Linked DNA regions of Homo sapiens: region 2 is linked to region 1. A link is a loop called in an ENCODE intact Hi-C map of the cell type or tissue named here. Cell type or tissue: heart right ventricle. All regions are shown on one strand. Each heading gives the region's core, and the rest is flanking DNA. Links, peaks and the distances in the headings are about the cores only.

Region 1 (2,911 bases), core at 211-2,710:
GTGATGGAAAATCAGCCTTCTGGGAAATGGGGGAACGTTTCTTCCTCCAAGACTATGAACACTGCTGAGAGGGGACCCAGGGAGGTTGAGACACAGTGAAGCAGTAGCAGATGTGCACCAAATGCAAGAGGACCTTGAAACCAATGCCAGCTCTGCCTCCAAGAACAAGCTGCTTATGTCTGATGACTCATTTCCCAGGACAAGGCCAGTTCTTGGCCAGCAGCCACTAAGAATGCTGCAGCAGGGCACTACTCCACACTGGTAGGCGTTGTCACACCCAGACCACCTCCATTGGTCTTCAGAAAGTGTGCCCAAAGCCTAAAGCCACCTCTGACTTTATGACATTGAACTATTTCATTCCATTTGGCCAATAGAAATGCAAAAAGGATGAGAGCAAACCAAGGAGGGGAGATTGCAGTTCCAAATCATTCCACAAAAATGGTCTCTAAATGCATCTGAGCTGGCTGCTTATAAAGGGCAACACAGGCACCAAAAAAAAAAAAAAAAAAAAAAAGAAGAAGAAGAAAAAGAAAGAAGGAAAGAAAGAAAAAGAAAAGAAAACCTGACTACCCAATCCTTAAAAATTGTTCAAGAGTAAAAGCCCCACAAGTCTGAATTCCAGAAACCCAAGGCGGGTGGCCTTTTCAAAGAGCTCAGTTGATTTTATCACCATCCCTAGTCTGAATTCGCTGCACATTTCCTCCCTAATCCAGGATGCGATAAGAAACCAACATAACAAGAATTCATCTTCCCCAGGAAAAGGTGAGCATCTCTGAGTTCAACAGAGACAACTGGAACCTAATTGCATTGCCTCTTTCAAAGCCTTCCAGTAAAAGTGTAAAACGAAAGAGGACTGAAAGAGGCTGCTTAGCGCAGCTACAATGTGATCACATTTTCTTTTGAAAAATGACACACCAAGTAGCTGCCATTTTTAGAAAATGGCAATTTCATCTGAAATCAGAGCAAGTGTCACTCTGCAGCAAAAAATAAAATCCTTGTTTCAAGAGCTTTGGAACCTGGTCCCCAAACAGCAGTATTTCCTGGCTATATTTGATTAATATTACACAAAGGGTAGGATGAAGGGAAGGTGGGTCTGGAAAAGGAAAAGCACCTTTGTGAAGAAAAACAAGTATGTGGCCTTCAGGGAGCTAAGCACATGTTTAATTTTGTGTTTTAAACTTCTCAGCAGACTGCAGATCTATAAAGGGAATCACTGAAAGTGAAGATAACGACGACTTACCCAAAGCATCATGCTGTTTTCCGCAAGACAGGGCGAGAAGTGAGAAAGCAAAATCTTTGCTTCAGTTACACAAACTCCCTCTCCTTTGCAGAGAAACTTGCTAGCTGAAATGGAGCCAGATGCTAATACGGGAGCCTCAGCAAACAGCTATGTGCTTGTCAAACACTGACATCTACTGGTCAGTTCTGAAATGGCTTCTTTTTTATTTCTGAAAGACCAGTCAACTAGACAAAAATAAATTCCCTTGTGCTTTTTATTGGAGGCTTTTTCTTCTTTGGCCCTTTGAAAATTCTTAACCCGTAATTTAAGTTTTACCTCTGTAAAATATACAGAGTTATTTAATTTATATTTTGATTCTTTAAGTTATAAGATTGTTATTAAATAGGGCATGAGAAAAAACGCAGAATATCTAATCAGAATTTGTTGAGTATAATAATCATTTCTTATATCCATAAAACACTAATGAGTTTCCAAAGCATGACCAGGTATATTATCTCATTAGGTATTCAACAACCCTGTGAAATGGGATGATCAAGACCATCCTATTTTACAGAAAGGACACAAAGGCCCAGAAAAATCTAGCTAATAAATCCAAGGTCATAAAGAAAGTCACAGGTGATGCTAGTTCTAGAACCAAGGTTTTCCAACTTATAGGCCAGGACTTTAATCATTGAGGCATTTATCTCCACATTTCCCCTTGTGGAAACAAATAAATTACTCTCAGCTGGTGAGTATAGAGGGAAAAGGCAAATGGGGACACGCAAACACACACCCTCTTTCTTTTGCTTTGTACTATTAAAGTCCCGACATGAACTAATGAGCAGAGGGAGAAAGCTGCTGTGGATGAGAGCTACACTCCATTTTAGTACTTCAAGAAAGATTTGGTCAAAGCTGATTAACCCATTGGGCATCATAAACCTTTCTGTCCAGCATACCAGAATCAGCCACCACAATGAAGTATGAAAATTGATCCTTAAAAAATGCACTGAAATGTCATTCAGAGAGATTGAGGGCCAGTTACTTAATGCCCAGATGTATTCACCCTCCCCCAACCAGGGCACACAGTTGCTTCCTGATAATGCTTACAAGCTTCCTAATTATTATCAAAATTAAAGGTACATAGGGAACCTTGAAACATGGGAGGCATACCTGAGAGCAAGGTGGGTAGATCATTAACGAAATTTCTCTCTTCTGTGGACAACTTACCAAAGGCATCAGAATTTTAAACTGGGACCTTTTTTTCCCCCGGAAGAATTAGCTGGGTTTCTAAAACAAAAATCAAACCATGGAGGTTGAAACACAAGTGAGTACTTCATAAATATTCCCTGGAATGAAAATATTGCCAGGAGATTTCTGAAGAGGGCATGGAGCATCTGCCTTAGAGGGCCACTGCTAAACTTGTCCTGTTGCCACTTTGCTAAGGAAAGGAGGAGCTTAAGAATGTTGTGGGGTTGAGGTGGTAGGGAGTTAAGAAAGACCAGCAAACTAGACAGCTGAGTAACACAAATCAACTCTCGGGGTTTAAATAGCCCTGTCCTGAAGCATCTTCATGTCTAGAAAACCAATGTATCAACTTCTACCATTAATGTCCCTTTTAAAAGGGAATAATGTGGGTTGTCATATCAATGCTTTTTTTCCCACTCCTAGGGATCCTGTCCCAACTCAGAGCCC
Region 2 (2,892 bases), core at 1-2,500, 260 kb before region 1:
TTCATAGGGCTTTGCCTTGGGGAAGCCCAGAATGGACCCATGTTGCAATTTGAAGTCTTCCAGTTCCTTTGGGTCAATACCATCTGGATTCCATATACTCCCATCAGACTCACCAACAGCAATACATTTAGCACCAAAACGATGTAAATATCTCATAGAGTGTAGGCCCACATTACCAAATCCCTGAACAACAAATGTTTTATCTCTAAACCCTGGTGTCATTCCTAAAATGCTCATGTAAGAAGCTTCATTGATGAAGTTTTCAATCCCATGGAAGACACCACGGCCAGTAGCAGAGATGCGTCCATGGATTCCCCCTTGGCTGATGGGTTTACCAGTAACACAGGCGTGTGCATTAATATCATAGTGCCCTATGGTGCTGGCATAGGTATCAGCAATCCAGGACATCTCCCGCTCACCTGTGTTCATGTCTGGAGCAGGCACATCAACGCCAGGACCAATAAAGCCCTTCTTTGCTAGCTCCATGGTGAACCTCCTTGTGATCTTTTCCAATTCATTTTCGGTATAGTTCTTGGGATTGATCTTAACACCAGCTTTAGCACCCCCAAACGGCACATCAACCACTGCACACTTGTATGTCATCAGAGAAGCCAAAGCTTTTACTTCATCTACACTCACATCAGTGCTGTAACGGATACCTCCCTTGCAGGGCGTGCGGTGCTGGCTGTGCTGGGCCCGGTAGCCTTCGATGACCTCCCAGGAGCCGTCGTCGCGCCGGATGGGGAAGGAGAGACTCAGCACATGGTTGCAGGGCTTGATGATCCGCAGGATGCCGCGCACCCGGTTCCGCTTCTGCTCCTCGCTTTCCTGGGTCCTCAGGTCCTTCACCAACTTGTCCTCCACGATGCTGGCGCCGCGATCGAAGAAGCCCTCCACCATCTTGAAGAAGTTGGGGTCGTCCTCGCGGTCGGCCACCAACTCGCTGTAGTGGCGCCGGGCGGCCAATGCGAGCCCCGGCTGCGAGGCGGCGGCGGGCTGTCCGCGGCCCCGGCCCAGCAACGCGGCCGAGTGGTTGGCCGCGGAGCCCAGGGCAGCGGGCCCGGCCCGGGACGGCAGCAGCGCTTTGGCCAGGTAGCGGTACATCGCGGCAGGCGGAGGAGGGGTGCGTGACGGTCGCGGAACAGGTGCGCTTTCTCAGACTCCCCGCGACTAGGAAGGAAGGGTCCGGCGCGGGTTGCCCTTTTAAGCCGCAGCTTCCTGCCTGCCCGGCTGTCCCCTCCCCTTGGGCGCCACCTAACGGGGAGGACGGACTTTGGGGGCAGGGCGCCAACCAGGGCGCCGGACCTCCGGGTCCGGAGGTCCGGGGCGCCGGACCCGCCGCGGCCTCGCCGGGCCTGGCTGGCCTGTTTGTTCTATACTTCTAATGTTTAATAATTACCCAGAGCTTTGGATATATGCAATTCTGCAAAATAAATCAAAAGGAGTCAGAAGGCAATTTTATTTCCTAATAGACCCTTAGTTAGAATTTAACTTAAAAGCCATTTTTAACAAATGTAAACAATATCTCCCCTCCTCTCCATCAAAGTCTGACGGAGACAAATGAAAAGATTTTTTAGAAGAATAGGACTATATCAAGACCAAAAAAAAAAAAAAAAGCTAAGAAAGGGTACCATCAACAATCTTTACAGAACTTCTGGAAAGTAAAAAGCAAATGGTACTGGCCTGGGGAATAACCAAAGAAAATGAAACCTCAGCCCCGGATGGCAAAGGTAAGTGCAATTCTTCCAAAGAGAGCCCTGAGTGAAATTTTAAACAGGAGTGAACAAAACAAAAAGCAGAGATTGGGCCCTAGAGTACTCATGGCCTTATTTCATTTAATAAGTTGCATCCACAAGCAGTGGACCAGGAGGATCCTGCCCCCTCTCAGATAAAAAAGAGCAATTGGCAATGGCAGCTTTTGCCCCTTGGACAATGGTTCTCAAACTTGAGTATGCAACAGAATCACCTGAAGCACTTATTAAAACACAAATTTCTGAGATTCACTTGGAAAATTCCTTATTCGGCAGTCATGGAATGATTCACCTAACAACATGAAAGCATCCTAGAAGCTTTGAGTTAAACTATTAAATTATTTGCAAGAAAAACAACAATGCTGCCAAAACATACAACATAATGCATGTTAAAAATCACAGGATGTCTTATTATGAAGAACAAGGCAAAGATGCCTACATTTGCCATTTTTATTCAACATAGTATTAGAAGTTCTAATCAGAGGAATTAGGCAAGAAAGAAAAAAAAACAGAAAAAAAGTAAAATTACCTCTGTTCACGTATGGCATGACCTTATGTGTAGCAAACGCCAAATATTATACAGAGGGAGAGAGAGGGAGACAAACACATACACAGAGGTAATATACAAATTCAACAAAGTTGCTGAATACAAAATAAACACAAAAATATCAGCTACATTCCTATATGCTATGAAGTAAATATCTAAAAAGGGAACTAATAAAACAATTCAATTTACAATACTATCAAGAAGAGTAAAGTACTTAGGAATAAATTTAACCAGTGAGGCAAAAGACTTGTACATTGCAAAATACAAAACATTGCTGAAAGAAATTGAAGGAGGCATAAGTAATGAGAAGACATTCTATGTTCATGAATTAGAAAACTTACAATTATTAAAATGGATAATACTTCACAAAAGTGATCTATAGATTTAAAGCAATCCCGATCAGGATCCCAATGATGTTTTTGGTATAAATAAAAAAGTCTATTCTAAAATATATATGGAATTTCAAGGGGCTCAGAGTACTCAAAATAATTTTGAAAAAGAACAATGTTGGATGATTCAAATTTCCTGATTTCAAAACTTACAACAAACCTGAAGTAATCAAAATAGCGTGGTACCAGCATAAGGACAGACATA

Evidence for each region. Peaks named below come from ENCODE experiments on the same cell type or tissue, not always from the same donor. Only the 100,000 strongest peaks of a DNase experiment are listed, where the experiment ranks them.
Region 2: a loop joins it to region 1, with 4 times the contacts of the local background. A loop is called at or near these places in 1 of 110 quality-filtered maps.

Annotation. Positions count from the first base shown.
Region 1 is chrX:120,788,716-120,791,626 of GRCh38, reverse strand. No RefSeq gene overlaps it. Among named protein-coding and RNA genes, the nearest start is that of CT47B1, 86 kb to the left of the region's middle. In heart right ventricle, for the core only: a CTCF peak has its summit at 1,403 (motif pointing left); no DNase peak of the experiment used is centred there; H3K27ac peaks cover 1,046 bases.
Region 2 is chrX:121,045,897-121,048,788 of GRCh38, reverse strand. It overlaps GLUD2 (glutamate dehydrogenase 2), which reads right to left and starts at 1,179. Exons shown (of 1, transcript NM_012084.4): 1 at 1-1,179. The coding sequence starts at 1,104. LOC105373328 (a long non-coding RNA gene) reads left to right here and starts at 1,315. Exons shown (of 4, transcript XR_938572.4): 1 at 1,315-1,730. In heart right ventricle, for the core only: a CTCF peak has its summit at 1,220 (motif pointing left); a DNase peak (open chromatin) is centred at 1,238; H3K4me3 peaks cover 1,194 bases.